2 separate regions of the Mus musculus genome follow, and region 2 is linked to region 1. Evidence: chromatin loops called from intact Hi-C (ENCODE). Cell type or tissue: heart. All regions are shown on one strand. Each heading gives the region's core, and the rest is flanking DNA. Links, peaks and the distances in the headings are about the cores only.

What was found. A loop is a pair of places that touch in the nucleus more often than their neighbours do. Peaks named below come from ENCODE experiments on the same cell type or tissue, not always from the same donor. Only the 100,000 strongest peaks of a DNase experiment are listed, where the experiment ranks them.
Region 2: a loop joins it to region 1, with 2.5 times the contacts of the local background. A loop is called at or near these places in 2 of 42 quality-filtered maps.

What each region holds. Positions count from the first base shown.
Region 1 is chr8:120,691,140-120,707,173 of GRCm38, forward strand. It overlaps Gm39265 (a long non-coding RNA gene), which reads right to left and starts at 9,741. Exons shown (of 3, transcript XR_879259.2): 1 at 9,600-9,741. In heart, for the core only: a CTCF peak has its summit at 6,971 (motif pointing right); DNase peaks (open chromatin) are centred at 5,452, 5,942, 6,762, 9,112 and 6 weaker places; H3K4me3 peaks cover 111 bases; H3K27ac peaks cover 1,363 bases; H3K27me3 peaks cover 1,490 bases.
Region 2 is chr8:120,745,401-120,761,434 of GRCm38, forward strand. It overlaps Irf8 (interferon regulatory factor 8), which reads left to right. Exons shown (of 9, transcript NM_008320.4): 4 at 220-308; 5 at 1,803-1,908; 6 at 2,899-2,946; 7 at 7,953-8,333; 8 at 8,988-9,103; 9 at 9,599-11,294. The coding sequence ends at 9,775. Among named protein-coding and RNA genes, the nearest start is that of Gm39266, 17 kb to the right of the region's middle. In heart, for the core only: no CTCF peak of the experiment used is centred there; DNase peaks (open chromatin) are centred at 5,481, 6,171 and 6,811; H3K4me3 peaks cover 421 bases; H3K27ac peaks cover 2,800 bases; H3K27me3 peaks cover 1,755 bases.

The DNA.
Region 1 (16,034 bases), core at 3,269-11,268:
TATACATTTGGATCTCAAAGAGGTAGACCCTCATGCCAGAAAAGGCAGAGCTAGCGCAAGCAGGCAAAGAACAGGTGCTTCCCTCTTCCACGCCCTTTACGTAGGCAGCCACAAAGGTATGGCCCAGATCTAGAGCAGATCTTATCACCTAAAAAGAGCCCATTAAAGCTGGGTCTTCCCACTTCAAAAGATCTAATTAAGAAAAAATCTCCTAGCTGGGCAGTGCTGGTGCAGGCCCTTAAGCCAAATGCTCAGGAGGCAGAGGCAGGTGGATCTCTGAGTTCGAGGCCAGCCTGGTCTATAGAGTGAGTTCCAGGACAGCAAAGGGTGCACAGAGAAAACTCTGTGCCGAGTCTCCCTCTGCTCCCCTCTGAAAAGAAAAGAAAAATCATTTAGTCAAAATAAGAACTGCTTTGAGATTTCATCTCAGACCTCTCAGCATGGCACTTATCCATGGAGAAGTGGGGCAAGGGGAGCACTCACCCATGGAGATGTGGGGCAAGGGGAGCACTCACCCATGGAGAAGTGGGGCAAGGGGAGCACTCACCCATGGAGGAGTGGGGCAAGGGGAGCACTCACCCATGCAGAAGTGGAGTAAGGAGAACACTCATCCATGGAGGAGTGGGACAAGGGGAGCACTCACCCATGGAGAAGTGGGGCAAGGGGAGCACTCACCCATGGAGATGTGGGGCAAGGGGAGCACTCACCCATGGAGAAGTGGGGCAAGGGGAGCACTCACCCATGGAGATGTGGGGCAAGGGGAGCACTCATCCATGGAGAAGTGGGGCAAGGGGAACACTCATCCATGGAGAAGTGGGGCAAGGGGAGCACTCATCCATTGAGAAGTGGGGCAAGGGGAGCACTCATCCATTGCTGGTGGAAATGAAAACTTGTACAGCCACAGTGGAAATCAATATGGAAATTCCTGGGGAAGACGGGAGTTGATCTACCTCAGGAGCTGGCTGTACCACTCTTGGGCATGTATCCAAAGGATGCTTCATCCTACCACAGAGACACTTGCTCAACCATGTTTCATTGCTGCTTTAGTCGGAATAGCCAGAAATCAGAAACCACCTAGATGGCCCTTGGTACATTTACTCAATGGAGTGTTACTCAGCTGTTAACAAAAAAATGAAATCATAGCCAGGTGGTGGTGAAATCATAGCCAGGTGGTGGTGGCGGCGGCGGCGCACGCTTTTAAGTTCCAGCAACTGGGGAGGCAGAGGCAGGTGGATCTCTGAGTTTGAGGCCAGCCTGGTCTACAGAGTGAGTTCCAGGACAGCCAGGGCTACACAGAGAAACCCTGTCTCCAAAACAAACAAAAATAAAAACCACCCCATGTGAGGTATCTCAGATCCAGAAAAGAGAAACATAGTGCGCATTTTCTTATATGTGGATAGTAGCTGTGAGGTCGATGATAATCAAACTGGGTGTGACCTCATAGCCTTGGGCAGTTCTTGAGCCACACAGTTACACAATCTCACAGCCACACAATCTCACAGCCGCACAACTCACACTCAGCTGCACCATTCAAGCAGACAGGGTCATCTTGACCAGTTCTGTGGAAACTTGTCATTCGCTTTGGGTACATGGATCTACTGGCTCTTCTTGATTCTGGGAATGAGAGAACCATTCCCTCTGGCTTCTAGATGCCAATCGAGGGCAGTTGTGGCATCTCCTTTGTAGGGGCAGTGGCCTCAGGCCTGGGGGGAGAACTCCTCTTGGTGTTCTCGGCTGGCCTGTCCCAGCATCCTGCTATCTGTCACTTGATCAGCACTTGCCACCCCATGACACCCCGGTAATCTGTTTCCAATCCTCAAAAATTCTCCTGTCCAAGGCTTCTGGTTTCTGACAGAAGGTCCCCGTGTCCCCATCTCATTGGGGACATCAGTAAGCCACTCTCCAGGCTGCCCAGCACAGGGCACTGCTGTCTGGCTTCCACTTTGACCTTTGATCTTCTGCAGTGCTGCCGCCTGGAGACTTGTGCATGCTAGCTAAACACTCCACTGCTGAGCCCCGGGCCACATCCTCAGCCACAAGTCTGGGCCTTTTGGGTAGGAACACCTAGTCCTCCTCCTTTCAAGGACACCCATGTCAGTTTCTGTCTGTCCCTTTGTCTTTCTCCACCCTGGAGATGTCTCTGCACCATTCTTTTTTTTTTTTTTTAATTGGGTATTTATTTCATTTACATTTCCAATGCTATCCCAAAAGTCCTCCACACGCTCCCCCTCCCCACTCCCCCCCCCCCACTTCTTGGCCCTTGCATTCCCCTGTACTGAGGCATATAAAGTTTGCACGACCAATGGGCCTCTCTTTCCACTGATGGCTGACTAGGCCATCTTCTGATTCATATGCAGCTAGAGACACGAGCTCCGGGAGGTTATTGGTTAGTTCATATTGTTGTTCCACCTATAGGATTGCAGATCCCTTCAGCTCCTTGGGTACTTTCTCTAGTTCCTCCATTGGGGGCTCTGTGATCCAACCAATAGATGACTGTGAGCATCCACTTCTGTGTTTGCCAGGCCCCGGCATAGTCTCACAAGAGACAGCCATATCTGGGTCCTTTCAGCAAAATCTTGCTAGTGTATGCAATGGTGTCAGCGTTTGGAAGCTGATTATGGGATGGATCCCTGGATATGGCAGTCTCTAGATGGTCCATCCTTTCGTCTCAGCTCCAAACTTTGTCTCTGTAGTCTCTACACCATTCTTAGACTGTTGGCAGCCACACAGCCGTGCACAGACCGGTGTCTGCTTTCAAGCGTGCTCCTGGGCGGCGCCTCTCTCTGCTTCTGAACTTTATGACTTTGACCCTATACTCTATAGTTTCTGGGCCAAGAACACTGTCCTCCAACGCCACCGCAAAGGCAGCTGCTGGGAGGGGCTGGGCTAACAAGCGCCTTCACAGCGAGGCTACCCCTCACGCCAAGGCTCTTCATCTCTTTCCCCAGAGTGGAGCAGAGCCGGGCTGTCTTATCTCCCACTGTTTATGTGTCTGTGTGTTTTGGAGGGTCAGGCACAGTTTAACTCCTGTAGTGTTGGGGAGATGGATAGACTGTTGGGGGCTCTGGCTTGTGTATGGAGCCTGCACCCAGCTACTGACCTTGCCTGACAGGATTAAGAGGCAGTTCGCTGCAGTCTCTGAAGGTTTCCTGCCAGCGATGACAAAGTGCCGCCAGCGGAGTTCACAGGGCTTCGTTTTGTTGGAACGTTTACCTTCCAAGAGTAAGTTCCAAGGAGCCTTGTCTCTCAAGGATAGTTACTTATGGGACACGCCCACTGCAGACTCCGCCCACTACAGACTCCGCCCACTGCACTTTGCGTGGCAGGCAGCAGACTTGCAAACCCGGATAAGAAGTGTGGATGTCCTCCTGCCTGGCAGAGTGTTTGCCCCACTCAAAAACAGTGAGCCCAGGATACCTTTCTACCCTGAAGGAGCCTGGGTTCAAGGTCTGAGATGAGGAATAGATCCTGTGGGCAGTTTCTCAATTTCCACAGATGCACCGTGGTCCATTTTTCTCTTCCTTTTGGGCCTGGCCTGCAGACTCTCTGTCAAGGAGAAGATCTGTGTTCTCTTAGGCACATATATTCATATACTCCAAGCTGACAGGTGACCCCTGCTGTCCCTCCGTGAGCTCACCTGCTCCTCTTTCCATAAGTACTTCCCACAACCATCCTATACCTGCACACCCCCACAGTGCCAGATGCACCCAAAGAGGGAAGGCTCTGGTGGGCTTCAACTCTCTCAGGAAATTCCCTCCTAGGACAGGATGCATTCCCTCATGTGTAACCACAGAGTCTAAGCGAACAGTTGGTGGCGTCTCCTTCATGTTCTGAACTCAGGTGCCGCCATAAGGAATGAGATCAGCCTGTCTCACCTAGACCGGGGCCAGACACTCAAGATGCCTCACACCAACTCTGGTACAATTGTGGAAGCCATCATCTTCATCTTTACAGGTATGATGACAGTAGAAAACCCTGCCAGATCATGAGTTTCCTGCTCACAATTATGGATACTATATAAATTACCTGTCAGCTTCTATGTGCAAGGTGTACACAGAGCAAGGGAATCTTGTGTTTACACTTGGACCGTGTCCTTACATTGGCCAATGGTGATTTAGTCGGAGTGGCATATGGGGCTGCTATAGACACAGTGTGCTGTGGGCTCAGCTCCAGGTCTTTGCCAGCTTCCCTGGGAACATCACAGCAGGTAGACAGCAGACCCCGCCTGAGTTTCATGTGGATAACCCACAGGCCAAGGGCAACAAACGTCTCTACAAGAAGCCACTTGACCTGCAAGACTAGAGAGGAGTCCCTAGAATGAATTCTACCAAAAGACACTCACTCCTATTGTATGTGTGTGTTGTATATGTTGTGCACACACGTTCATGTGTGTAGTGTATGTCATGTACACATGCTCACACATGTATACTGTTGTTACATGTTCATTATGTGCGCAAACCAGAGTCAACGTCAGATGTCTTTCTCTGTTGTTTTCTACAGTCCTCTCTTAAGACAAGGTTTCTCTCTAAACCTGACGCTCACTGATTGTCTAGACTGGCTGGTGAACTCCATCGGTCTGCTCGTCTCTGCCTCCCCGGCACCAGGATTACAGCCATGTGTTGCCACACCTGGCTTTTTAATGTTTGCTAGGGATCTGCACCCAGGTCCTCATGCTTGCACAGAAAGCACTTTACTAAGCTACCTCTACAGCCCAGGTTGTGTCTGCTTATTACGATGTTAAAAGGTAAACCTGGTGGGCACAAGGTGCGTGCATGCTTGTAGACACAGCCAGACAGAAGGCAGAGGAGAATGCTTGGGGCCTAAAGCTGCAGTCCGGCTTGGATAACAACGGCCTGTTGCCAACCCAACCCAACCCAAACTCAACCTAAGCTACTCGCCACACCCCCATAGTGCCTACCTCATCATCGCTGGTTTAAGACAGGAAAGCCTGTCATCTGGGTGCAGTGAGCATCAACTTGGGAAGCAGAAATTCAGTGGCTGCAAGTCTTCATGTGACTGCAGGCTTGCTCAATTAAACCTCAGTGACGGTGGGCATGCCCCCTACCTCTCAACCCACTTTCCCAAGGAGCATGCAGGTACAAGAGATGAGCCTAAGTGGCTCAGACTCTTCCCTGTCTGCCCCTCCTTCCCCTCAGTGAGGTTTGGGGGAGGATCACACTGAGAAGTGTGGCTTCAGGCTCACTTTATCCCTAACAGCTCTGCTTATTTGAGGTCCTTATGAAGCAGTAAGCTCTCTACTACTCAAAGCGTCCGAGAAGGCTTCCAGGCATCTTTGAGAGAGTGTTTGCTTGTGTAAGGCACAAGACCAGCTCAGCATCTGACAGACAGCCACACATCTGTCACCTGCTCTCAGAATGGAGCACAGCAGGCTCTCCCGTTCACTGACATCCTCCACAGCTGCGTCTGCACTCAGAATCCAGCAGCTGTGACAGAGAGGGGACGGGCTGCAAAGCCTTACTCGCCACGCTCCTGGTCCTTCTAGGGTTAAAGGGTTGGACGGCTGTCCAGATGGATTTCGTCACTTAGATTGGGGTCTGGATGTGGCCAACAACTTCCATCTGCTTCATCTGTGACAATACTACATTAGATCAACAGGAAACATTATTTTCCCAGGAAACAATGTATTACATAGTTACCATGTAAAATAATGTTTTACATAGTTACCATGGAAATAGTGGCAAAGCTTGGTAGGGTGAGGGCCACACCAGTTCCATCATGAAACCCTATGAAGACAGGCTCAGCTCCAATCTCAGTCAGAGCTCCACAGAAAGGAGCCAAGTGCGGTGTCAGCGTGAGAATGCTCCATGCCAGAACTGGTGGAAACAGGATTTTTTTTTTTTTGAGATAGGGTCTCTCTATGCAACTCAGGCTATCCATGTAAACCAGGCTGGCCTTGAACTCACAGAGCTAAAGAGTGCCGGGCACCACACTCCTGCCAAAGCATGAATTTTCAACCCATGAAGTGCAGAGCAGAAGAGAGAAAAACAAAGCGACAGTTAGATGTGTAGAGACGCTCCAGACACCGCAGACCAAAATGCCTGGCAAGCAGCCAGAGGGCGAGCCAGCCGGGGGAGAAGAGCTGTTGCCACAGTGCTGGATGCTGAGGGCCACAGAAGAGCATCGCTAGAGAGACAGAAGAAGGAAAGCGCCATGCTAGACCGGGACCCTACTCAGTTACTGCTCAAGAGGAACAGAGGAAGGGACACAGGCACAGGAGCTGCTCTGCGGAGGACAGCGAGCAAGTGCCACAGAGAGCTGCAAGCAGGGAGGAGGCCTAGTCCTTAAGTTCAAGTCCCATCTTCATCCACCAGATACACTGTCCTGGTGGGACACACCCACTGAACACCCAGACACCCCACAAGAGTTTCTGCAGCGCTGGGAAGCTGGGTTGGTGGTGTCAGGGCTGGGAGATGGTTGGTGGCGTAGGTGTGGAACTCTTACTGAAGCCAGGCTCCTTTATCATCCCAGACTTAGGGAACAAAGCGGGTGGAATCTGCCTGGTTGTTCTCTCACCACTTGACAGGGCAGAGTTTTTTTTTTTTTTTTTTTTTTTTTTTAATAAGAAATAACCTTTTCAGCAAATCCTGCATACTCTTTAACCTCTCGTTCCCCCCGCCCCCCCTCCCCACCCCCCCATAGTTGTGACATGTCTACATGAAATCAGCCACAGGAAGGAAGCCTGCTGGAGAAGCTATTTTCTGAGCATCTCTTTATAGCCCTGATTGCACAACGCTGATACACGGAGGCCGGACTCTCAGCTCAGGCCCTTGGTGGCAGCTATAACTCAAGAATCAAATGTCTCAGAAAGCACAAGAACCATGTGCATGAAGAGAGTCCAAGATAATATTCATACACACACACACACACACACACACACACACACACACACACACACACATGCCTGTACACTGTGTGCATGCAGTACCCATAGAGGCCAGAAGAGGGCACCAGGGGCCCCTGGAACTGGAGTTAAAGATGGTTGTGAGCCTCCATGGAGGATGCTGGGAATTAAACCCAGGTCTTTTGCAAGAGCAGCAAGTGCCCTTAACCACTGAGTCACCTCTCCAGCCTCCCAAACATTTACTTTAAAGAAAGAGACAGAACTGAGAATCTAACTGGGAAGCCAGCCTGAGTGAGGGCGAGCCAATGGGACCCTCCAGAGAGCAAGTTGTGAGCTTAGAAAAGGCCTGGAAAACACACTGTGATCTACTCACAGCAGCTACCAGTATCCTGGGATGGCTGCTCTAAAATGCCCACTTTCAGATATTCACAGCAAAGCCATTGCTGCCATAGGCAGCAAAGAACGGACAGCCACAAGTAGCCCCTCTGAGTTCCCAACACTAACACAGGTGCCAGGCAGACATGCTGCCTGCTCACCCATCAAGCCTCTGTAAACATAGTGGAGTTTGCATAATTGTTCTGTGCTTGGAAGTCCATCTTGTCTTCTTGCTGGCTGCTTCCCAGCTGTGGGGACTCATCCGGCAGCCATGGTAACTTTCCTGCGGTGCCGTTTCCAGCAGGAAATAAGATGAGCCATAACCGACCAGCTGGGTCTCCTTGACTTTTCTTCTTATCCACAACCTCCCATCTCCTCCTCTCTACAGTCTCCTCTTGTGGTCCTGTGGTGGTGCTGAAGAGGGCGGCGTCCAGGCTGCCATTTTTCCTCTGTGGACATGTTAGGATCTAGAAAGCTTGTTCTGAGCAAAGATGTGACAGTTCTTGGGTGCCAGGGAGACTGGCCTCATGGATAAGCAACTTTTACCTATAGAGGCTCTGGCAACTTCCTGAGGTGTGGTGTAGCTGGCCTTTGGCAGTTTTTGTTTTTTTCTTCTTACCCTTTATCCCCCCTAGTTTCACACTAGATAGAAGAGAAACAAGGAGAGAGGAGAGAGAGGAATTAGGAAAATCCCTGAATCTAATTGTTTTCCTTTTGTTTCTTCTATGACCACAGCCACTAACAAATCACAACTAACCTCCCTGAACAACCAACACCAACCACGCTGCCTCTTAGGGCCCTAGCATTTATGTATCCTCTGAAAAGTTTCCAGAATTCCAAATGTCACACTGTTACAAAAATTATCTGCAGCTGGCAAAGCCATGCTTCCGCTGGAGCAGGAGGCAGATCACAGTCAGCTGCTGTGGACAGTCTGAAGCCACCCACATCCCACACGTGGGATTAAAACCAAAGCACAGTCGTGTGATAGTTCTGTGCTTGGTTGTTGTTGTTTTTAAAGAAACCCAGCCCGGCAGTGGTGGCGCAGGCCTTTAATCCCAGCACTTGGGAGGCAGAGGCAGGCAGATTTCTGAGTTTGATGCCAGTCTGCTCTACAGAGTGAGTTCCAGGACAGCCAGGGCTACACAGGAAAACCCTGTCTCGAAAAACCAAAAAAAAAAAAAAAAAAAAAAAAGAAAGAAAGAAAGAAAAAAGAAAACCAAATTCCAGAATTCTCAAAAATGTCACCACAGTGTGGCTTTGCTTGGAAAAAAAGAAAAGGTCTTCAGAGATCAAGGAGCTGGAAATGAGATCATTCTTGGTGACTGTCTGGGCCCTGGGTCCAACGGAAATCCCTTGCAAGCCCCAGAAGAGACAGACACAGGAAGAGGCCATGAGGTTAGAGTGATATTGTCAGGCTGAGGAGTAGTGTCAGTCATTGGAATTGGAAGGAGATGAATCTCTCCTTCCTTCCCAGAGTCCCCAGAGGGAACTGTGCCTTGCAGCTGGACTTCTGGTTTTCAGAACTGAGATAGGGGATTCTTGCTGGAGCTAAAGTGCCCCAGCCATGGCCACGGCACTGCTGTAGTGGCCAGGGATGGACAGCAGGAACCCAAAGGCAAGCATTGTGTGTAGGTGCCTGGTTCCCACGCTCACAGTGTCCGTGCGGTGGCAGGTTAGCTCCAGGGCTGGGTTCCTATTCCCTCTCTGACCTTTACAGGGCATGGACACAGGGTCTTCTCTTAGCTTAGTAACCTCCATCATGGCTACTAGCAATCTGGCCATCTGATGATCCTCAGTGGGGAACAGTGGCTGGACACAGCGGGGACAAGGGACCTTCTTTCTCATCTTAGACTTCCGGAAACCACAGGAAGGCTTCTCCCCAGGAGGAAGCCAGAGTCCCCTGGGACTGAGGAGTATGTGACTTCCTGTGTGTCTGAGGAAGAGGATGCCTGCCTTCAAACTGTCTCAGAAGGCAAGGTGAGCCAATCTAGACTTCTTTCGCTAGAGTTCTCGGGAAAAGCACTTAACCAAGTGAGGTCTGGCACAAGCTTTGTCTGCACCAAGCAAGCCTTTTAGGAAAATCTGTACGTTAGCTCCAGGGTAGAAATGGGACCAAATCAGCAGAAACTCTCAAGTAACGGGACCAAGCCAGAAGCTAATCAACACAGGGTACCTCAGGAATATTATGAAGGACACAGCAGCCTTGTGACTGATAGCTGTAGCTCCCCCTAAGACCTAGGTCCCAAGTCCCAGGCCATTACCAGCTCTGCCAAGCATGTTAAAGGTTCCAGGGAAGAGGTGTTCCATACATCAGGGCCTCAGGGGAAGCCTTGGATCCGCCCACCCCTCAACACTGCCTTACCATTGAGTCAGCAACACAGTTTCTTTCTCCTCTGCTCTCTTGACCTGAGCCTTTCCACCTCTTAATAAAACCCAGGTGAGGACACTGAAGTCTTCTGCATCCGCTGGGGTAACCTCCCGTCTCAGAATCAGGCACTTCACCATGTCTGCGTCCCTCTTGTCACCAGCTCCTCTTTCCCCTGCTCGGTTGTCCCTGGCCTTTACAGGTGACACGATCTGTCACCTAGTGTGTGCTGGTGACTCAGATCCTCTGCTTTATAATCCACTTGATTTTAGCTGCCGTATTCTCAGAGGCGAACGTTGGCTTCTTCCTCTGACTAGAAGTCTTTTCTCCATTCTTTGCATTCCCAGCCTGTACACACATCTGCCCATGCAGCAAGGATACAACAACAGACCCCAGGCTGCCATTATTATTATTAGTAGTATTTTTAATCTTCTCAGGTAACAAACACCATTACATAAGCACCTGGCTTCTTCATGTGTCATCATGCAATGAGACAAGCCAGGCCAGCAGATTGAGGGCAGTTGTTGTGGAGGTGGGAGCGGATCCACGGGCCATCCAGAGCATTCCCAATGTACTTTAAAAAAAAAAAAAAGAAGAAGCAAGCAAGCAAGCAAACAAGCAAGAAAGCAACATCAAAACCAACCAACCAAACAAGCAACCAGTGTGTCATTATGTAGCCCAGCCCAACGTCAAACTTAAACTTAGTAATCCTCCTGCCTCAGCCTCCTCAGTGTACCTTCAGTTTTAATATGACTTAAGGGAGTCCTTAGCAGGCTGTGTTGGGCAGGAGGGAGTGGGTGTAATGTCTCGAGGCTTGTTTAGACCCCATTTTAATCTAGGGCCCACCATTCACAGGCAGCGCTCTCCACAGAAGCCTTCCCTCATAGAAGCCGCACGAGCAACTACCGCATCTTCACCATGAGGGTGAGTGGGGGGCAGCTGAGGATCCCAGCCCTCGGCCGACTTAGTCTGGTTTTAATAGATCCACTGAGACAGAAACACAGTAACAAGCTAGGTGTAATTAAGTCCCATCAGGTTTAGGGGGTCTGCCTTCTTGTTCTGCCTTCCCTCCGAAAACAGGCGTGGGGAAGAACCAGGCTCTGAGTTTCTGCCAGGGCCACGTGCTGATCCTCACAGGTGTGTCCTCTAGGCTTTGTGGGCGTGGGCGGCGTTTGTGACTCAGACCGCCTGAGGGACTCCCCCACTGTTTCCTGCTATGACAGGTGGCATTGGTAGGAAGTGGCATCTCGGGTTCTGGATCCTTTGCTGTCAGGTTCTCTTGTATCCCACGGTTTCATTCCTGGGAATCTCCATTATCTGGGGCTTTTAGCGGAGCCCCTGGAGTGCTTTAGGTGTGAACAGGGAGGGGCAAGGGGCGAGCTGTAGCTTAGTTTCCCTCTGCGCTGTGATGAAGCAATCAGGACCACAAGCAACCCAGGGAGGAAAGGGCTGGTTCCATCTCACCACGGCAGTTCATGGTTCATCACGGAGGGAAGTCAGTCAGACACTCAGGCAGGAGCAGAAACCTCGGAGGCCGATAGGGTTGCTGCTGGCTCATGCTTAACTGGCTTCCTTTTACAGGCTAGGAATACTACCCAGGGAAGGTACCCGGCTAGTGGACTGGGCCTTCTCACGTCAATCATTGCCTAGGGGGGTTACCTTGGCCAGTGGGCTGGGCCTTCTCACGTCAATCACTAGTCAAGACAACCTCTCACAGCCTTGGCCACAGGCTAACCTTCTGTCTGGATAATGACAGCTCTAGACTGGATCAAGTTGACAGCTATATCGAACCAAGACCTGCAGGAAGGTGGCTGGACAGGCCTCTGGTTGGCGAAAGGACAGGCAGGTGGCCCCAGCTCTGTCGGCGAAGCCGCTCCTCAGAACCCTGTGGTGGCATATCTCACGTGGGACAGCTCTGAGCAGCTTTTTCCCTCTGGGTCTCTGATATATCAGAATTGGGGACAACTACACTTTAAAGAGGTTCACTATTGGGAAGTGTATGTGTGTGTGTGTGTGTGTGTGTGTGTGTGTGTGTGTGTAAGACTTGGGGAGACTAGAATAAAAAAAAAGAAAGGGTTTAAACATTTTTTTTTTTTTAAAGCAGAATAGTTAAGGGAATTCTGACACTCACTGGCTATTGGCATTTGTGGGAAAACCAGCAGACGGGTCTCTCGGCTGGCCAAGTCTTTTCTAAGGTTGAGCGTTGACTCCCCAGCCACGATGTCTGCCAAGTCCACGTGACTGTTCACTGCTCTCTTCTAGCCCATGGTTTGTGGGGTACTGCTCCCCTCAACGTTGCCTTGGCGGAGCAATCCACCAGGCAACCTCAGAAGGCAAAGGATGAAGATCAACGTCCACATGAGGGCTCTCAGCGACAGGCCTCAGGGCAGGGCTGCCCATTGCTAGCACAGCCTGGAAATTACATGCTGACAGGTGGCTGAGAGCCACCTTCTCTTCTCTTCTCTTCTCTTCTCTTCTCTTCTCTTCTCTTCTCTTCTCTTCTCTTCTCTTCTCTTCTCTTCTCTTCTCTTCTTTTAAAAAGAAAGTACACTGTAGCTGTCCTCAGATACTCCAGAAGAGGGCATCAGATTTCGTTACAGATGGTTGTGAGCCACCGTGTGGTTGCTGGGATTTGAACTCGGGACCTTCGGAAGAGTAGTTGGCATCCTTAGCCACTGAGCCATCTTGCCAGCCCCCACCCAATACTTTTCTGAGCATGGCCAAAACCCTTTAAGAAGAGTAACAGAGAGTCTCAGCTGATGTCCTAGGAGAGCAACTGTGGTCAGGACAGAGCTGTCGGGGATGGGGTGGGAGGGAGGGAAGGTTTAAGGAAAAACGCTTGAAAATGCTGCAGTGGCCACAGAAACAGAAACCTTCCTTCCCTCCAGCTCTCGTTGTGATCTCAGTGGCTGGAAAGTCAGAGGTTTTGTGTATGTTGTTTAGGATGCTGACTTTATTTAGGTATAATCCATGTGATAAAATTCACCAATTTTAAATGTACAATTTGGTGAGTCTTGGCAAATGTATGGAGTTGTCTGTTCACCTATCTGGCATGACAGACTATCTCTAAATGATTGCTAAGTTCCTTGTCCCTCTGGGGGGGGGTCACCTCTCCCTTTAGTTCCTTCTCCCTGGTAACCTTTGATTTGCTGTTATTCTTGTCAGGACATACATTTATGTATGTATGTATGTATGTGTGTGTGCTTTGCCTGCATGTACATCTATGAATACCATGTGTGGCTGATGTTCTCAGAGGCCAGCAGGGAACTGGCATCCCTGAAACTGGAATTACAAAAGGTTATGAGGGGGCCACTTGGATTCTGGGAATCGAACCTGGGACCTCGGGAAGAGCAGCCAATACTCTTAAATCACTGAGCCATCTCTCCAGCACCCTGGCCATGTCTTTAAATAACTGCATGTAAAGAGGACCTGAAGTGTATAGTCTTCTAGGTCCTGCCTTTTGCTATTTTGAAGACAGTTAGTTGCCTGTGCTGCTGCTGCTGCTGCTGTTGCTGCTGCTGCTGCTGCTGCTGCGGCCGCTTGCATCCATAGCTGGTTCTTTCGCTGCTCCACGAGCTGCTCATCCACCCACTTAGCAGCCAATGGACATTTGTTATAAATGTTTGTCACAGACATCAATTCGGCCATCAGCAGTTTCCTCCGTTGTGTGCTTGGGGGAATACCGGTTGACGCAATGGTTGGCTGGTGCAGAGGACTCACTTTCCAGGGAACTGGGAACTGTCTGCAAAGTTTCAAGGGCTATTTTGTACTCCGGCTAGCTAGCCCTTGGTGTCATTAACATTTACATTTTAATAAGGTCAATGACCTTATAGAGCTGCTTCTTAATTTAATTAGTAATTGCCTAGTGACCAATCATCTGGGAGAGGGAGGACTGGGGAGGCTTGAGTCAGGACCTCAGGAGAGGCGAGTTAAGTGCTCTCCCGCTGGCTCTATCGCCAGCTGACTCGTGCTTTTATGGCCTCATTCATCTTCTTGAGAAGGCCAGGTTGGCTTGAGCCTCTCCTGGTCCTTAGCCTCTTGAATGCTGGGATCACACACAGGGACCACAAACCCAGTGTAAAATCTACTTGGATGAAGGGTCTTTTCAGGTCACTATTAGGCTATTTTGAAAATGAAGTTGTTGGGCTTGGAGAGATGGCTCAGCGGTTAAGAGCACTGACTGCTGCTCTTCCAGAGGTCCTGAGTTCAATTCCCAGCAACCCCATGGTGGCTCCCAACCATCTGTAATGGGTATCTGATGCTACCTTCTGGTGTCTCTGAAGACAGCAACAGTATAGCCATATACATTAAATAAATAAAATAAAATAAGTAAATAAAAGAAAATGAAGTTGTTCCTTGGTTTTGACTTAGCTATTTTTTTTAAAATAATGTTCTGCATTTGCTCTTCTCATCAGTTCTCTCCAGTCTTTTCTGCAGGTGTCCCCCTGCCTCACTTTCTCCAAAGCACACTTTTAGGTAGAGGCTTGACTTCCTCCAGCTGCCTCACCTCAGGGCAGCTCGCCTCAGGGCTGGGGAGCGAGCCTTGAGCGGAGAACTCAGGTCAGCTCTCCTTCCCACAGTCCCCCGCGGCATCCATATGGTTGCGCATGCCCAAGTTCAAGGGTCCCATTCCTGCGGGACTCAGACACAGTGCGAGCTTGACTCACTATGGAGGATCGTTAGGGCTTCCCGGTGATGCACTGTGGCTGAAATGTCGGAGAGGCAGGGAAACGGGTAATCAAACCGGAAGCAGAACAACTAGCAGAGAATTCGGGGTCGCTTAGAACCCTGTTTTTGGTGAGGCTTGATGTGAGAAATACCGCTCTCAGGAGATTTCCTGTAAGGCCATCGTAGACAGCCTTAACAGCCCCAAAGGCCTTCTAGTAGACCTTGCCTGTTAAAGTGTCCTAACCCTGCAACTGGAGAGACAGCTCAGCACTTAAGAGCCCTTGCTGCTCTGCCAGAGCGCTCAAGGACATTTACCGTCACAAGATGCTCTTAACTCCGGCTCCAGAGAATCTGATGTCCTTTCTGGCCTTCACACACAACTGCACATGCACATTTGCATGCGCGCATGCATTAAAAAAAAAAAAAAACCTACAGAAAAACACCCAAAACAAAAACAAACAAACCCAAAACTGAAATAACTCTCTTAGTACGTGACTTGATATGCTTTCTCTCTCCTACACTTGAATAGAATTTCTGAAAGAGTTTTCTAGCTAACTCCACACACCAATATGCTGTGTTACAGCTCTGGAGGGAAAGGCTTCCCCAATGTAGGTGTTTCGGCTCTGAGAGCAAAAGTTTCCCCAATAGAAGTGTCTCCGCTCAGAAGGGAAAGGCAGCCTGGCTCTGGCTTATATAGGGTTTTGAGGGGAGGATTTTTTCCTGGGTGGGGATTGCTTAGAGCAAGCCCAAAGATTGGGGAGATTTTCTGCTCAGTGAGATTTACTTATTTTTTAACCTGGAGGTGGGCTCTGTCCCTTTAACCCTACATATGACACATTCAAGGGAGTCTTTAAACATCTGTTAATTCATTGAATACCAACAAGCTTATTACATGTCAAAGAACAGACAGCTAGGGGAGACAGAAAAGCTGTGTTCTTCATTACTCCACAACGTACACAGCTGCGTTCCAGTGAGGAGAGCCAAGCACGGACTCCATGCAAGCAAAACCCTCCTTCTAACACAGAGACACAGTCCCAGCCCAAACCTTTAAAAAAGTTCCCTCCATCCCCACTGTGTCCCTCCTCCCTCCTGTGTGTGTGTCTGTGTACAAGGTGTGCCCATGCCAGGGCACATATGTGAAGGTCAGGCCTGGCACAATCTTGGTTGCTGGTCTTGGCCTTCCAGCTTGTTTGGGATAGGGTCTCTTGTTAATCGTCACTGTATAACTATGTGTGGGCAGGGTGGCCCACGAGCTTCTGGGAGTTTTCCTGTCTCTGTTTCCCGTATTGCCATAGGAATTACAGATGCAGCCGTGCCCGGCTTTGTGTGGGTTCTGGAGTTCCCAACTGGGGTCCTCGTGCTGTGTAGCAAGCTCTTTACCCTCAGAGCTGTTACTCTAGCCCCAAGTGTGTGTGTGTGTGTGTGTGTGTGAGTGTGTTTGTGTTAGTCCCTATTTCCCATGCTGTCCTTGAATTCATGACCTTAGATGAATTCTTACACTTTAGCCTTCCAAGCCTCTGGAGACCTAAGCAAGCAGCTCCCTCTCCCCACATCAGGTTTTGATGCTTAAATTGGAATTGATCTTGTCTTCATTTAAGAGCGAGTTTCACAACTGGGTTTTTTTTTTTAGATTAGAATTTTATTTAAAAATATAAGTTTGTATTTCATATTCAACATATATTTTCGATAGACATAAATATAAGCATTTCAGTTTATATAATATTGTTTGTATGTATATATTTTTTTCATTTTTAATTCCCAGAT
Region 2 (16,034 bases), core at 3,660-11,659, 55 kb after region 1:
AACCCCTCCACCACCCACCACTTCTCCCTTTTTGACTTGGCAGATCAGATGACCCGGCCATGAGAAGCAAGGGCTGAGCCTTTCCCAAACCTTCCAGCAGCTGCTGGTCAAAACCAGCGAGGACGCTCACTACTCCCGTTTCCTTAATTCAGCATTTTAAGAAAAGGTTGCAGTGTGCTCGGCTGCCCTGGGTCATGGTGTCTGTCCCCTTTCCCATAGGCAAGCTGGGCGTGGCACCTGCAGGCTGCATGAGCGAAGTTCCTGAGATGGAGTGTGGCCGCTCAGAGATTGAGGAGCTGATCAAGGAAGTGAGTGGAGGGGGTCTCAGGCGTCTTCCAGGGAGGATGGGACATTGCTTCTAACCCTCAGAGGCACTGAGAGCCTCAGGCTCTGCAGGGAAGTGAGGGACACCCCAGCTACCTCCCCAGGCCAGCCTCCCTTTACTGGTCAGGCCCTGCCCATCCAAGCATAGTTAAACCCATTGAATAGCAGCTTTGAAGGTCTCCATGGAGTCTTAGCCTTGTTTCTTAGCCAAGCTTCATATGGAGGTCTCCATCGCTTCTGGTCATCCCGTCGGCCCTCATGGTAACTAGATGGCTTGCTTTTCAAGACACAGGTTTTATTCCTGAGTGTGTTATAAGATTGGATGACTGAGGCCCGTAGGATCCACTAAAGGTGGTGGGGACCAGCCTGTGGCTCAGCGCTCACCTATCGTGTACGACAGTTCCCAGCAGCATACACAAAACACACATCTTAGAATAATCCCCCATCACATGCATGGTTGGCAGCCTGGAACTGAAGGCTCAGTGGGCTCCGTTTAAGTTAAACAGATGGCTTTTTTGTGTGTCTGTTTTTAGCCTTTATATTGTGTCTGTACAAGGTGGGGTTTCCATAGCTGAAACAACCCTTTAAGCTTATATAAGCAAGATGAGGTCTCTTTAGACGGCAGCTGGCCCAGACCCTGTCACCTCAGCTACTCAGGAGGCGGAGGCAGGAGGGGTTAAGACCTGCTTGAGCTGCAGAATGAATTCAAGGTAGAAAACTTCACGAGACCCTGCCTTGAAATCAAAAGGGGAAAAAGGCTGGCAATGACATAGCTCCGTGGTAGAGCGCTCGCCTCGCGTGCACAAAGTCCCGGTTTCCATCCCCAGCTCAGTGACATCATAAAAATAAAACCAAGACTGTTGTTAGCAACGACACATCAGCTGTGTGGTCTGCAGCATTCTGTGGAGCACTGCAGCCGGCCAGCATCACCTTCCCAAGCTGCCCAGCTCTGCGGCACATGGCCGTTGTGATGTTCTGGGTGGTCTTGGTTCTGTGTCTCCCCCACCCCCACCTTGTCTTGTTTTCGGTATAAGCCTTTACTGCCAACTTGCCTGAGCCAGTAGATGGTGATGATGTCACACCAGGGTCACAAGCAAAGGAGGTTTCAGGACGTCTCCTAATTGGACCCATCCACCACTGAAGGCCCGAGAGCCCTGTGGCTCTCTGAGTGAGATTCTCAGCACAGTAGAATTGGCTTGGTGTCACCCCAGAGGGTTGCCCCAGAACTGGGCTATGTCTCCCAGCATCTGAAGGCCAGTGAACTCTTTCATAGCCAAGGCTAGTCAGGATGCCAGCCCAGTGGGTTTGTAGCTTAGGGTCTGATGAATTGCAAAGGGAAGCTCTGCTTTTCTCTCATGAGATAAAAGTTGTGGATTTAGTTGTGTGTCTGATATTGGGTTTTACAAACATGGGGTCAGGTGAGTGCTGTGCTGGTGACCCGGGACTCAACTGCTCTTTTCTGTCACCTGGGTCTACAGCCTTCTGTGGATGAGTACATGGGTATGACCAAGAGGAGCCCATCCCCACCAGAGGCCTGCAGGAGCCAGATCCTCCCTGACTGGTGGGTCCAGCAGCCCAGTGCAGGTGAGTGTGGCTGTCCGGCACTAGCAACCACTAGGCTCTTTATGTTAGGGTAGGAGGTGCTTGCCACTGCTAGGATCCATGTCCTGTGGAAGGGTCATGAGTCACAGCCGGGGACCGAGACAGCCAAGCTGCAGCCTCTCAGGCAGGCACAAAGGTCTTGGTAGTCATGCATGGTCAGTCCCCTCCTGTAGTCCCCGGAAGCTGAGAGGAGCCTGCCAACATCCCCAAGCCTCAAGGGAGGTCCCAGCTCTCAGCCACCTGTCTCTTCCTGGCTCACTGTCAGGGCAGCCCCAGAGCCAGAGAGAGCCAGGGCGTTAGGAGCGGGAGGGGAGCTCAGTCAGGAATAGGCGTTAGTTTGGAACCACTTTGGGCAGTTTTCATGTCTTGGTGGTGCCTCTTGTTTGCTCATCCATAAAATGGGCCACCAGGACCTGCCTGGTAGGATCCACAAGTTAAATAAAGGATTCACCCCTTTGATAGTATCTGGGAGGTACACCCATGCTGTAGCTACTTAGAGGGTCATTCACCTGGGCCCCTACCTCAGTGTGTGAGCAACTTTTATGGCTCACAGACATCTTGGTTTCCTCTTTTGCCTCTCTCCTGCTAAGACAGGAACTGCTGGGAGGTCTTAACTGGCCTTGCAGGACTGTGAGGTTTCCAGGCTGTGGGTGTTAGTGTCCTGCAAGGGGCCTTGCGCTGCAGGGGTGTGTCTTTGGCAAAACTGCCTGGGACTCCAGCTTCCTTGTGAGACAAGTCCCCAACCATTGTGTATGGTCCTTGGGGTAGCAAGGAAGCTTAGCACAAGGACAGGAACCTGTAGTGCAGAGGAAGTCCCCTCCATCATGGTAGGTTTCTGTGTCTCACGTAGAGTGAGGTCTGCCCACTAATGTTGACACCAGCAGTGTCAGCCTCTCATCTATAGCTCAGGGATACTTGGGTCCTCCCTGCACCAGCCCAGCAAGGCATATCCTTTCTTTTCTCTGCTTACAGGCCTGCCACTGGTGACCGGATATGCCGCCTATGACACACACCATTCAGGTACCAGGGTACTCTGGGAGAGCATGGCACAGGCTCTGCTTGAAAATAGCCCCATGATGTAGATGGGGTCATGAGGTCCCACAGACAAGTGTGGCCTAGGGGTAGGCTCCAGAGACTGATTCTTCTTCCTCGTTCTGTGTGGTTTGGGAGCAGTTATAGTCATCCAAGAGTGTCCTCAGGGACAGCTCTGCAGCCGGGAATGTAGGTTGCTGGACTGCCTTGGCCTCGCGTGGTGGGATCTGACCTCTTGGGGCGTCAGGTTCATCATGTGTGAAATGCTGTACTATTCCTAACACGGTCTAGTAGGGACACAGCTGGCCAGTGTCTCCCATGTAGGGTCTGTCACCTCCTCTCACTTCCAACTCTGTAGCAAGAGTCCTAGAGATGGTTGTACTGATATACTGATGGTGCTGAGGCTGGTGCAGATGTTGGTGGTGCTGATGGTGCTGATGTAGATGATACTGATAGTGCAGATGTTGATGGTGCTGAATGGCTATGATGCTGCAGATGCTGCTGATGCTGGTATGGATGCTGATGGTGATGATGTGGTTGCATCAGTGCTGTCTATAGAAGTTGGACCTGGTTCCTCCTCCCAGCCCCCATGCTCCCAGACTCAAGATAATATTTACAGATACCTGTATGAAGCTAGGCTCTTCTCTGACTAGATCATAACCTAAAATAACCCATTTATTTTAATCTACATTCTGCCACGTGGCTGGTTACCTGTGCTCAGGGACCATGTGTCCCTCTCATCACAACTTCCCGGGAGAATCTCCCGCACTTCGCCCTATCCCAGAATTTTCTCTCCCTCCGGGATGTCTCTCTTCCTATTTCCTGCCTAAGCCATAGGCCGTCAGATTGACTGTTTCCAGGAACAATGTCCATACAGATGTATGAAGTTCCCTCTACAGCTGCCTTAATGAGTGAAATGATTCTTTCTCCTGGAGCACTGTAGATGAAGAGCGAGCCTTCATCTGAATTCTCCCCTCCCTCCCGCTCCCTCCCCACCTGCGGTCTTCTGGCTGTCTCCTCTGCGGTCTGTGTTATTTTGTCTCTCTGTTGTGTGTGTCTGATGTCTGTCTGTCCCTGACAAAGTGCTTTGCTCTGTATTTATGGAACAGCACAATAGGTACAGTATGGGAAAGGACTAAGGGATTATCTTTTTATAGAGATCTGGAGTTTTTTTTCAAGTTAAGACGTTACTTTGCTGACCCCGGCTGACTGAGAATAGCGTGCGGCCCTGCAGACATGCTATTGATTTATATCCTCGTGTGCCTTCCAACTCTTAGGGGATATTTCTTTTGATTATGGTTGCTTTTAACCTATTGGCTGTTTTCAGCGAACGATTACCATAGTGTGTACAATGTATGCATGCACACACACACACACACACACACACACACACACTACTCTGGTCATAGGCACGGAAGGGTATATAATTTGAGATTTAAGCTATGCATTTAGCTTGTGTTTTAAAAGCTGATTGAGAATCTGGGAAACTGAGGCGACATAAGGTTGGTTGCATGGGTCTTTCAAAGGCAGGTTAAACGGGCCGAGAACACAGTATGGAGGCAGAGCAAGGACGTAATTTTAAATGGTCTCAAGGCCAATGGTTAACCTGGTTGCAGAGCCTGACAAAAGTTCAGTTGCTGAAGGCAAGAGGTGTTTCTGGAAAAAAGCTATTTCTATAGGTGACGGCGCTCCTGATGGTGGTGATGGTGGTGGTGGTGCTGCTGCTGAGACTGATGGTGCTGGTGATGATGATGGTGGTGGTGATGTTGAGGATCCTGATGGTGGTGGCGATCATGGTACTGATGGTGATAACGCTGGCAACCATGGTCATGGTGCTGATAGTGATGGCTGGTGTTTGTAGTGTGATTTTGGGTGCCAGAGTCAAGGGTGACATTCTTGTGGGCTCTTGTCTCTTTCCCATGCTATTAACCTCCTCTAGGTTATGAAGACAGGTCGTTTCCCATTTCAAGGCCCTGGGCAGTGTGACTGATGGGTCTCAGAGTGGGGATCTGCCATCCTCACTGCTGCTCGCTGTGAGGCAGGTGGCATCTCTGTGCCGTCCTGCGAGCCACCGTGCTGCCTGGTTTCAGGACAGGCTCGGTGGGGCTCAGGGAGAAGCCCTGGGAGCTGTCACGAAGGTAGAGGCAGGTGCTCACCAAGTAAGAAAAACACAAATAGACGTTCGCCCCTCTCTCTAGTGCTGGCCTGTCCATGTGTTGGGGTCCTTTTAGATCTGGCTGTGGATGGCGAGCTTAGCTTGTACAGCTTCCACAAGCATTTGTCTTCTCGACTGCCCTCAAGGCTTCTGTAACCCACTCAGGAGGCCCGGGGTCACGGGCTGAGCCTTTGGCCTTGTCAGCCCCGGGCTGTGGCCCTGAGAATCTGCTGACCAATGCATTCTGGGGCCACACTGGCCGGGCCAGACCTGGGGCCTTCTGAGTGAGAGGTAAAGGCAGGCTGTGGGGAGGAAGTGCCCTTGAGCCTTGCACAGCTGCCTCAGCACAAGTGAGGGAAGCGAGGTGCCCTCAGCCACAGCTGGGAGCTCTTCTTCCAGAACCCAGGCCACATGCCCCGTCTCTGTAGATACGCTGCAGCCGGGCTTCCTGACTGCAGAGATGACCTGGGGTGAGATGGGTGAGGCAGGGGGACCACAGGGAGTAAGGGAGACCATGGCACTGTGCAGAGCCTTGACTCTGAGGTCTAACCCATGGTAGCTGCCTCCCTGTGGTAAGCAGTGTTATAGGTCTTGAGACCAGGCTAGGATAGACTTCCTATTTATCAGAAAAACCCAGACCTCTGGCTTTTAAATTTTATTTTATTCATTGATTTATTGATTTATTTTTAGAACAATCTTGAGAGATGTGTAGCTCGAGATGGTCATGAAGTCACAATCCTCCTGCCTCGGCCTCGAGTGCTCTGGCATGAGGCACCCCTCTCTGTATTTGCCACCCACGCCAAGGCTTTCTCAGAGGTGCTCTGCTGTCAGACCTCTTGAGGCTGCCAATTTGTTCCCAGCCTGTGTGCATCTAAGGAATGGGTCAAACAGCAAGGCTTTTTTTGGTGTGTCAGCACTTCAGGGTGAGGCAGAGCCAGCCTGCTGTGGAGAAAAATGCCAGGCTCCCCCAGCAGACAGCTGGAGTGGCAGGGCTTGCCCTTTCACCTCTTCAGCCTGCAAAATGGCTGCGGTGACCAGCGATGTACCACAGGGGCCAGATGTATGGATATGCCCAACCCCCGCAGAACCAGGGATTTCAGTACGTAGTCTCAGGGGTCTCACCTGTGGACCATATTTTGTCCCGTTTCCCTGGCTCCTGTGGTCTCACAAGAGACCCCCCCACAAAGCTGGCGCTCTTGTCATCGCTACCTTGCTGATGAAGAGCAGGCACAGAGAGGTGGAGCCGCTTGCCTCAAGTCACACAGCTGTGAGGAAGCAGTGCTAGAATTCAGTACGAAGGCGATGCAGATGGCGATGCTGATGATGCTGATAGCGATTTTAACGGTGGGCCTGGGAGTGAATGTGGGGCGAGCTGCTGGTGTCACCCACACAGGCCCACCCAGGCAGTGGTGCAGTTGGTGACTGCACAGCTTTAGGACACCATGAGTTTGGGGAGCTATCAACTTGTGTGGCTCCAGAGAGAAGCCTGGATTGGCCTGAGGTGGCGAGGCGAAGCTTAGGATGCACAAGGCTGCCGACAGTGGAGAATTCAGTTTATAGCAGTTACAAAGCTTCTCCAACAACAAGCCTCTAGCTCTGGGCTCCTGGTGTCCGAGCTTCCCTCCCAGGAGTCCCGCCTCTATGATTCCCTCCCTGGAGCCCCGCCTCCACACTAGCTGTTAGTCAGGGGCCGCTGGGCCCTCTGCCTTGTGTTTTTCTCATCTTTCCACTTTGTAACCTTATCTGGAATCCGGTTGTCCTTGCCTGCAAGAGGACGTCAGTACCTTCAGTACCGCCTGCTAGACAGGAAGCCAGAGGCCGGAAGAAAAGGAAAGTCAACGAAAGCCAAATACTGGGTTGGCACGTTTCCAGCCTCAGGGTTCAAGTTCAAAGTCTCCCTCCCACCCAAAAAAGATCGTTGGGATTATTATGGTCGGTTGGTGCCAGACTGAAGCTTTTCTCTCTTTTTAAAACTTTTTTGTTTTTTGTTTTGTTTTTGTTTTTCGATTGATGGGTTTACGTTGTGGCACTGGGGATGAAGCCTAGGACTTGAGTGCGTGAGGGAGCGCTTCCCCTCCGACCTGCACCCCAGCTCCTGAGGTGACAGAGAGAAGGGTTGGCTAGGATGTAGCCTATGGTCACAGCTCCTGCCTGTGCTGCTCATAGGTGGAGAGAAGGCTTCTAGGTCTTTCTGGAGGACAGGCTGTGTGTAGGATTGTACAGAGGCTTTCGATCTGAGTCCAGGTCACAGTGTTTGTGATAATGTTGATACCTTCACAGGTGGGTTTCTTCCCATCTCTAATGGGGGCTACCGAGTGCAGGGTGACTCGGGAACCAGAGCCATAGGCAGCTCATGAGAATTACATTGGCATGCTTGTATGTCTTGAGCTTGGTACAGGCCTTCCTAGATCTCTCTGTGTTTGCGCATGTGCATGCACATGTGCACATGTATGCATGAATGCATGTTCACACCTGTGCTCATGTGTGTGGAGATGTGTGTGTATATGAATATGTGTTCATATGTGTGTAGGTTCATGTGTATGTGAATGCGTGTTCACACGTATGTACACGTGGAAGCCAGAGGCAAGTCTCAGGTATCATTTCTTGGGCATTGCCCGTCTTATTTTTTGAGACAGGGTCTCCTGCTGGCTTGGATCTGACCAACTAGGTGAGACTGGCTGGCCAGCCAGCCTCCGGGGTCAGCCTTTCTCTGCCTCTCATGGGCTGAGATTACCAGCAAACAGCACTTGGAATGAGGAATAGACTCTGAGCCTTTAGGGGAGGCACTGGGGCTCCCCATCTTCTAGGCCTGATGGCCCTGTGCTCTTGGCTCCCACAGCTTTCTCCCAGATGGTCATCAGCTTCTACTACGGGGGCAAGCTGGTGGGCCAGGCCACCACCACCTGCCTTGAAGGCTGCCGTCTCTCCCTGAGCCAGCCGGGGCTGCCTAAGTTGTATGGGCCGGATGGCCTGGAACCCGTGTGCTTTCCGACGGCCGACACCATCCCCAGTGAGCGGCAGAGGCAGGTGACCCGGAAGCTGTTTGGGCACCTGGAACGTGGCGTGCTACTGCACAGCAACCGCAAGGGCGTGTTCGTGAAGCGGCTGTGCCAGGGCCGCGTGTTCTGCAGCGGCAACGCGGTGGTGTGCAAGGGCAGGCCCAACAAGCTGGAGCGGGACGAGGTGGTGCAGGTCTTTGACACCAACCAGTTCATCCGAGGTCAGTACCAAGTCACCTCGCTGCCACCCACTGTCCCTGCCTTAGAGGTCACACCCACCTCCTTCCTTGTGCCTCCTGTATCATGGGCCAAGTGCACTCTTGCATGGCTTTGGCAGTGGTATAGCTGGGGGAACCCTTGGAAGCCTAGCCTGCCTGTGCTTTCTGAGCGCCTGGGCAACCCTTTCCTCACCTCCCCCTCGGTATAAGGACAGCAGAGTTGGAGCCTTTCCTTTTGGAGTTGACGAAGCTGATGGTTGTTCCTAGCCTGGGAACGGCTTAGCAATGCAGACTCCAGGGCCTCAGCCTGCCCAGGCTCGGCTTCTTTACCCTGACAGGGTCCCTAGGGGATGTGGCATGATTTAGTGGGCAGGAGGATCATGGAGAGAGAGTTCCAGGCCAGCCTGCACTGCACAGTGAGATCCTGTCTCCCCAAAACAAATCCAGACCAACAAAAAGTTCCCCAAATCGCCTAGCAGTATTCGGGAGTGACAAATCCCATGGGTCCTTGGTTGGCTTCTAGCTAAGCAGCCTTGTATCCTAGGCCCCTTTCCTTGGCTGTTGGGGGATCTGTGACTTCCTTCCAAGTTCTGTACCCCAGCCCTGGGCCCTGGCTACACACAGCTCAGCGGTTCACTGGTGTCTGTGTTCTTCCAGAGCTGCAGCAATTCTACGCCACCCAGAGCCGCCTACCTGACAGCAGGGTGGTCCTGTGCTTCGGGGAGGAGTTTCCGGACACTGTGCCCTTGCGCTCCAAACTCATTCTGGTGCAGGTGAGAGCCGGCAGCAGTGTCTGCCTGTGCCCAGGGTGAGAAGAGACAGCAAGGACTGGGGGCTCCACCTGGGCAGAGGTCGGGGACTAGATCATACGTGGCTCTTGTCACCTCTGTGATGGCTTCCCACGTTGGGACTCTCTTCATTTGTGTTTCCTTCTTCCCCTCTCTGCTTGCTCCTACTTTCCCTCCCTCTGTTCTCCTGTTCCTCCCTCTTCAGGAAATTTCTGCTTGTCCAGTGGCCCTAAGATCTAAGTGACAGATCACGGTCTATTTGACTATGGTCTGAACGGTGGCACTCTTGTAGATGTAATGGTGACAGTCTGAGGAGCAGCCAGCCTGGTTGGAGCAGTTCTGGGAGAACACTCTTAGCCATGTGCAGGAACGCTGCCCACCTGGCTCCATCTTGTCTCGGAGGGGATTGGAGGACCTGTGGTGGAGGATGGCCCCAGTTCCCCTCCACCTTGATTCTGACTTTGCACATGGCCCTTGCAGGTAGAGCAGCTGTATGCCAGGCAGCTGGTGGAGGAAGCGGGCAAGAGCTGCGGTGCTGGCTCCCTGATGCCAGCCCTGGAGGAGCCCCAGCCGGACCAGGCTTTCCGCATGTTTCCGGATATCTGTACCTCACACCAGAGACCCTTTTTTAGAGAAAATCAACAGATCACCGTCTAAGCCTCAGTCCGGGCACCCCACCTCGCCTGAGCTCAAGCTTCAAGAGTCTGTGACTAAGAGAATTCCGAAAGGATGTGGAGCCCTCTGACTGGGGTGGGCGGGTGTCCTCCAAGGGGCCTCCGGAAGCCCACAGAGGGATGCGCTCCTGCTCAGGCAGGTGTCAGAAGCTTGCAGGGGCTGTGGCCGCAACCTGTGATTAAAGCATTCCTTTCCTGCGTTTCCCCCTTCACCACTAATGGCTGGCCTTTCTGTGTGCTGAGGTCTTTCGACAGTTCAAATCATCTGGTGGCAGCAGACTCGCCTTTGCCCTTCTGCGGCCGAGGGCGGAGATTTATGACTTTCTCTGCTTGGTTGGAGAAGAAGAATCTTTACTATTCAGCTTCTTTTCTTTTTGGCCAGAACTCTGAAAAAAAAAAAAACTCTTTTTAAGACAATATTTGTATTCTCACAGGCTCAGCTGTCAATCACTTGAGACCTTCCCTGTAAAGTGGGGCAGATTTTAAATATGGGTGTAGATACTGCTTGCAGCCTTCGCAGGAATTTTGGTTGTGGTTCATTGATTCACACAGACTCTGTGTCAGCTGACAGGGCTGTGTGGGGCATCAAAGGAGGACCAGGCACTGTGGAGAAGACCCATTCACTGGCATCTCACCCTTCCTTGTCCAGCTCCATACCCAGTCCTAAGACCCAGTGAAAAGCCACGTCCAAACTGTGCTCTGGGCTCATCAGTGCCCACCCACGTACCAGGGAAAGGCACACACCCTACCCAGTGGGCACAGAGCGGAATGTCCCCCTACCGCACCATTTGCGCCCCCAATCTGGCTGTCCAACCTAGTTTGTAAGTAATCTAAATCAGTGACTATAGCCCCGCCTAAGGGACACTTCCCGGAGGAGGGAGCCGCTGAAAAGGAGTTAGTTTGAGGGTCAGTACACAACAGGGGCAGAAAGCCAAGCAGATGTGGGGGCAGGGAGAGTCATCATCTGCTTTTGTCTGAGAGAAGGAGAGCTTCTCCGTTTGTTCAACTTTGTAACAAGCTGGGTTACATGCTCCACGCAGCTAGAGAAGCCTAGGTGCTCTGCATTCCCTGGGGAACTGCAGGAAAGCCTTACCTGCTGACTGTTGCTCTGGGGAAAAGCCTGAGGGTCCAGAGCAGCTACAAGCTACAGGCCATACCTTACAACCTGAAAAGCTAAGGACCACGGTGACCTTCCCGGCTACTGTGTGAAGGTGCTGGGTGGGGCCTGCTCAACAGACAGGGTCGACAGAGTGTGTGATACATGCAAACAGAATCCTTGGAGTGTGTGATACATGCAAACAGAATCCTGGGCCCCTGCTTCTCCCCCTCAGTCAAAGCAGGAGTGTCCCTTCCGAAGCCAGGACAACCTGTTCACAAGGCCCCTTGTCACATGTCACCTTCCACCTGCCTCAAGGAGTGCTAGTGTCCAAATATTTATTTTTGTATTCTCTTAAGAAGTATTGATTTCATCCTTTATTAAAAAAAGTTGCTCTTTCACAAAAGTAATGTTTGTTTCTTTTTTTAAAAAATCACTTTTGAATATAGTTTTCATTAGATTCCAGGATTTTTTTTTCTTTTTAAATTTTGATGTTAAAAAACGAGACCAGAGGTCTGGAGAGATGGCTCAGTGGTTAAGAGCACTGACTGCTCTTCCAGAGGTCCTGAGTTTAATTCCCAGCAACCACATGGTGGCTCACAACCATCTGTAATGGGATCTGATGCCCTCTTCTGGGATGTCTGAAGACAGCGACGGTGTACTTATCTACATAAAGTAAATTTATTTTTAAAAAGTCTTTAAAAAAAATGAGACCAGATCTGACTCTGCAGCCCAGGCTTTGAACTCATTGCAATCTTCCTGCCTCAGCCTCCTTAGCAAGGGGAGGAGAGGTGTGAGTCACTGTGAATCCTTAAAGGAATCTTTAAAATAAATCTTTAATTTACTTTTAAGAAATAATGGATTGAGATTTTCAAGGATTTAGGGATTTTTTTTTCTTCTCTTAAGACAATAGCAGAAAGCTCTGGAGAATAACAGACACAGGAGAGCACAGAGGGCGGGCAATCCACGCTGTTCTACCAGATGTAGATTAGGGTTTCAGTGAGCCCAGGCCTCGTGCAGCATGGGAGGGCATGGAGGAAGGAGACTATGCTGACAGCACCCTTCTGGAAGCTTCTAGAAGCATTAGTGGGACGGTCACCAGTCATAGCGCTGAGGTGTGATCTTCCATTCGTGCACACATACTTATGCCAGACACCGGCTCAGAATGACCCTCACTGGTGCTATAACCAGCCCAGGGGCCATTTCAGTAGCAACTGGGAACAAAGGCCCTCCCCACCCCCACACCGCAGGTGGGCACAGACTGCTAGTTCTGCTGTCTCTGAGGCAGTGTGCACTGTCTCTGCTCTCATGGGATCTCAGAGACAGGGCCAGTTAGTCCCAGCTTACCCATGTGGAAAGTGCGGGAGAGGGCCATGTTTGGCTTGAGTGAGGCCTCCCTTGTTCCGGGAGTGCAGTTAGAGCTTCTGCAAGATCCTTGGCCCAGAGGACAGCTGACTGCAGAGCAAAGTAAAGCAGCCATTTCTGCAGGGAGTCCCGTTGGCTTCAGAGGGCTCCAACGGGGGTCTTGTGTATAAACAGCTCCTCTCTGGATGTGCAAAGTGAATCCAGTCCTGTTTGTGTCTCTCAGAGTTCAACCTCTGGGCCAAGAGTGGATGCTGTCTCCCTGAAGTGCGGGAGGGAATTTGGCATCTCTGAAGGCTGGGGCCTCCTGGGACAGGACTTGGGTCCTCAAAGGAATGTGACTTTCTCTGGGTGGAGACTGTTTGGTCCTGAAGGAAAGGCCAGCTACCTAACCACCACTCTTGGGATCATATAAAACCCTTATTAGGTTAGTGTGTGTTAACATGACTCTGAGTGGCTACTTAGTTCCCTAATGTCTGCAAGGTCCACCTGAGCAGAACAAACTTTCTGCTTCCCTTCATACCAGTCACAGAAGACAAGGACCCTAGAGACATCGAGGGAAGAGCAGGGTGGGGTGAGGCAAGTGCCCTGGGGTGCCTGCTGTGTGAGGTATTGGCTGGGCCGGTGAAAGACAAGGGTTGATTGTGTGGCCAGAGGACAGGCTAGGGTTCCACTCATCATGCTTCTGTCTCCCATTTCCCTCACCATCGAGAGGGATTTGATACCACACACAAAGAGGCTTAACAGGCCCGAAGAGCACAGAGCAGAGCCTGCCGCTCAGAAAATACCCAAAATAACCGTATTTCTGTTTACCACTCATCTGTAATTAAGCCAGGAGTGATTAGAGAGCTGAACTATAAATATTAAATAGTCCTTGCTGACACGCTACAACGCCAATGGTTAAGTAAGTGTGTGTGTGTGTGTGTGTGTGTGTGTGTGTCAATCAACTATGTCAATAATGTAATTGTTAATAGGGTGTGGTGGTGCACTCCTGTAAGCCAAGCATTCCAGAAGCTGAGGCAGGAGGATGGTGAGTTCCAGACCATGCTGGGCTACACAGTGAAACACTGTCTCAAGAAACCAAGCTGCAACAATAGTGGAATTAGCACTCAATTGTTTGGAGTGATAAAGAAACGTATGACTGTGCAGAGTTATATGTTTTCCCTTTATTTATGGACACCGATTTAATTGAATATGATATTAATGTGGTCATTTCTGAGCCTTCCATTGTAAACAGTAATGAATTTATTAAACTTCTCTCATTAGGTTCCTTACACAGAGTCTGTGCTAGCCTAGTGGAAGGGCTGCCTTGCTGACTCCCCGATCCTGGCTTCCCTTCCGGACCAGAGCCTGGAGTTCTGTAGCTTTCTCTTTTACTATTATTATTTTGTTTGTTTGTTTCTGAGAAAGAATCTTAATCTATATTCCAGGCTGACCTCAAACTTGGTTTTGATGCTCACGGCAGGTGGTGGGACAGGCCAGTGAGGCGTTGCCTGTGATCCACCCACCGGGAGCCCTGTGATGGGAAGAAGGGATCAGTGGTTGGCTCAGGGCTTCGGAGAGACTTGAGATCCCCTCATGAAGGTGATCCCATGTTGCTTTAGGCAGTCCTACGGACTCGCACATCCTGCAGGAGGAGTCGCTGTGAGCATCCCTTAGAGGACATCAAAATAGTGTGCTTTTGGTTTAGCCTTTCCTATGCGGTGGGAGGGGAAGGGGCGGGAGAGGGAAGGAAGGGCAGAATCTGGGCTCTAGGATCCCTTGTGGTGAGGTTTGGGGAAGGGAATAGGCTTTCGTGGATGCTGCCCGGTGAGCAGGGTCCTCCTGTCCTGCCCCCCCATCCCGTTAGCATGTGCAAGTGGAGGACTGAGCTCTGAGTGACCCTGGCTTGGAGCTGTGTTGCAGATTGGGACTGAACTCAATATATGTTGGCATTATGGGTCATACCTTTGTGCTGAGGGCTATCCCTACTATCCCCTACTTTGTGCTGAGGGCTATCCCTACTATCCCCTACTTTGCTTTTGTCTGAAGTATATAGAAAAAAAACTTAAAAAATTGCCCAAACCCCAAAAGGGACATGGGAGGTATCCCCTTAGCAGGTCCTTAGCCAGCTTTGGGGGAGAAAAACCAGTGTCTCAGCCACCCTGGATCCCCTTTTCCTTCCTGTCCGTGGCTTCTGCAAGGGTCTCTCAGCCTCTAGTGCCATGAGCGGGGCATTGGTCAATGCAGGGTAGAGATCCCGAGGCCAGAATAAAGTGACTCTTGCCAAGGCCTCTGAGAACAAGTCAAACATCTGATGATGGGAGAGTCTTCTTGATTATCCATGCAAGCCAGTGTCACAGGGTTGAGTCAGAACTATGAAGAAGGGACACGTGGGTCAGAGCCAGAGAAGACACGTGACACGGCAGGACAGGATTTAGTTGGGCTGAGATGACTCTTGAAGCTGAGGACTGGCAGGGAAACACAGGAGGTTCTAGAAGGAACCACCACCCCAATCTGTAGTCCTGACCTTGGGGACTGTCAGGGAACGGGTGTGTGCTGTTTTTAAGTCACTGCTACAGCACTGTCCACAGCCATAGGACAGTGACACAGAATGTTGACCTTCAGAGGAGAAACCCAGGACTCCCGGGATGGGAGTTAGGGATCCTGGGTTGGATGGCGGGTCACATCATCCCCTTTTCTCCGGACTCAACTTCCTCCCAGCTGTCTCTCTTTCATCAGCATCCTGTCCTTCTCACATGGGAGCCACACTGCCCCCCAGTACTTGGGGACACTGGGGTGGAAACCCCAAGGTTGAAAATAGCCCTGTATTATTCTTGGTTAAGTTTCTGCTCTTTCCCCGAGGCAGCCGGCTGAGAAAGCCACTTCCTTCTGCCAGCCTGCCGTCCATACTGGCATCTGTCTTCTGTCCTGCTGGGCTTTCAGCCACCTGGGGCTGGCCCAGAGGTGGGCTTCTGTGGAAAGATTTTCCCTGTGTTCCTGCCCTGACTGTGGCAGAAGTTTTGGAGCAGAGCGGAGCGGAGAGGGAGGGGGCTGCTGCCTGCTTTGGTCTTCTTGTTCTAGGGTCTTTCTTATTGTCAAGTTTGAGGCCATGTTTCCTTTCTCAGGGTGTGAGCTCCGACCACGATGGTGTCACAGCCAAGAACTTGTTTCCACTCAAAACCACGGGCCGGGCCGGCAAAGACCTTTTTAAAGAAAATTCTTACCCCCCCCCCCCCCCCCCGTTTCTCAAGCTTGACCTTAAAGGACCGGTTGCCACTGAGAGATGTAAATGACGCCATAGGACACAGATCGCCTTAGGTGTGGGAGGAGAATGACACTTTTAAAGAGGGGCTTCCCGAAGGCAAAGCTTCAGATGATGGCTTGTCTCGCTCACCACAGAGCAGGCCAGAGATGTTTGTCCAGTGAAATGGATGTGGATGTGTAAGCGAGGAGCCGCTGGGTCTGATGGGACTTGAAGGTTCTAGAACATATGGTCACCCTCTCTGCTAAGTGTGACCCATGTGCTGATCCCTTGAAATCATTCTCCAGGTGGATTACAGTGCCTCGAGTGTCTTCTGGACTAGAAGACAACCCGGTGGGGACAGCGATCCATTCCAGCATGCTGGATTCTACCCACGATCCTGAGTGGCCCCAGTGATATCCAGGGCAGGTCCCCTCACCCATGAGTTGCATGCCTCAGCCACGTCCAGGGGCAGGTCACCTCAGTCATGATCAGGAAGACTCTGTGACAGGTGGTGGAACCCCCATCCCATCTCCCTCCACTTCAAGAACATCACTCTCA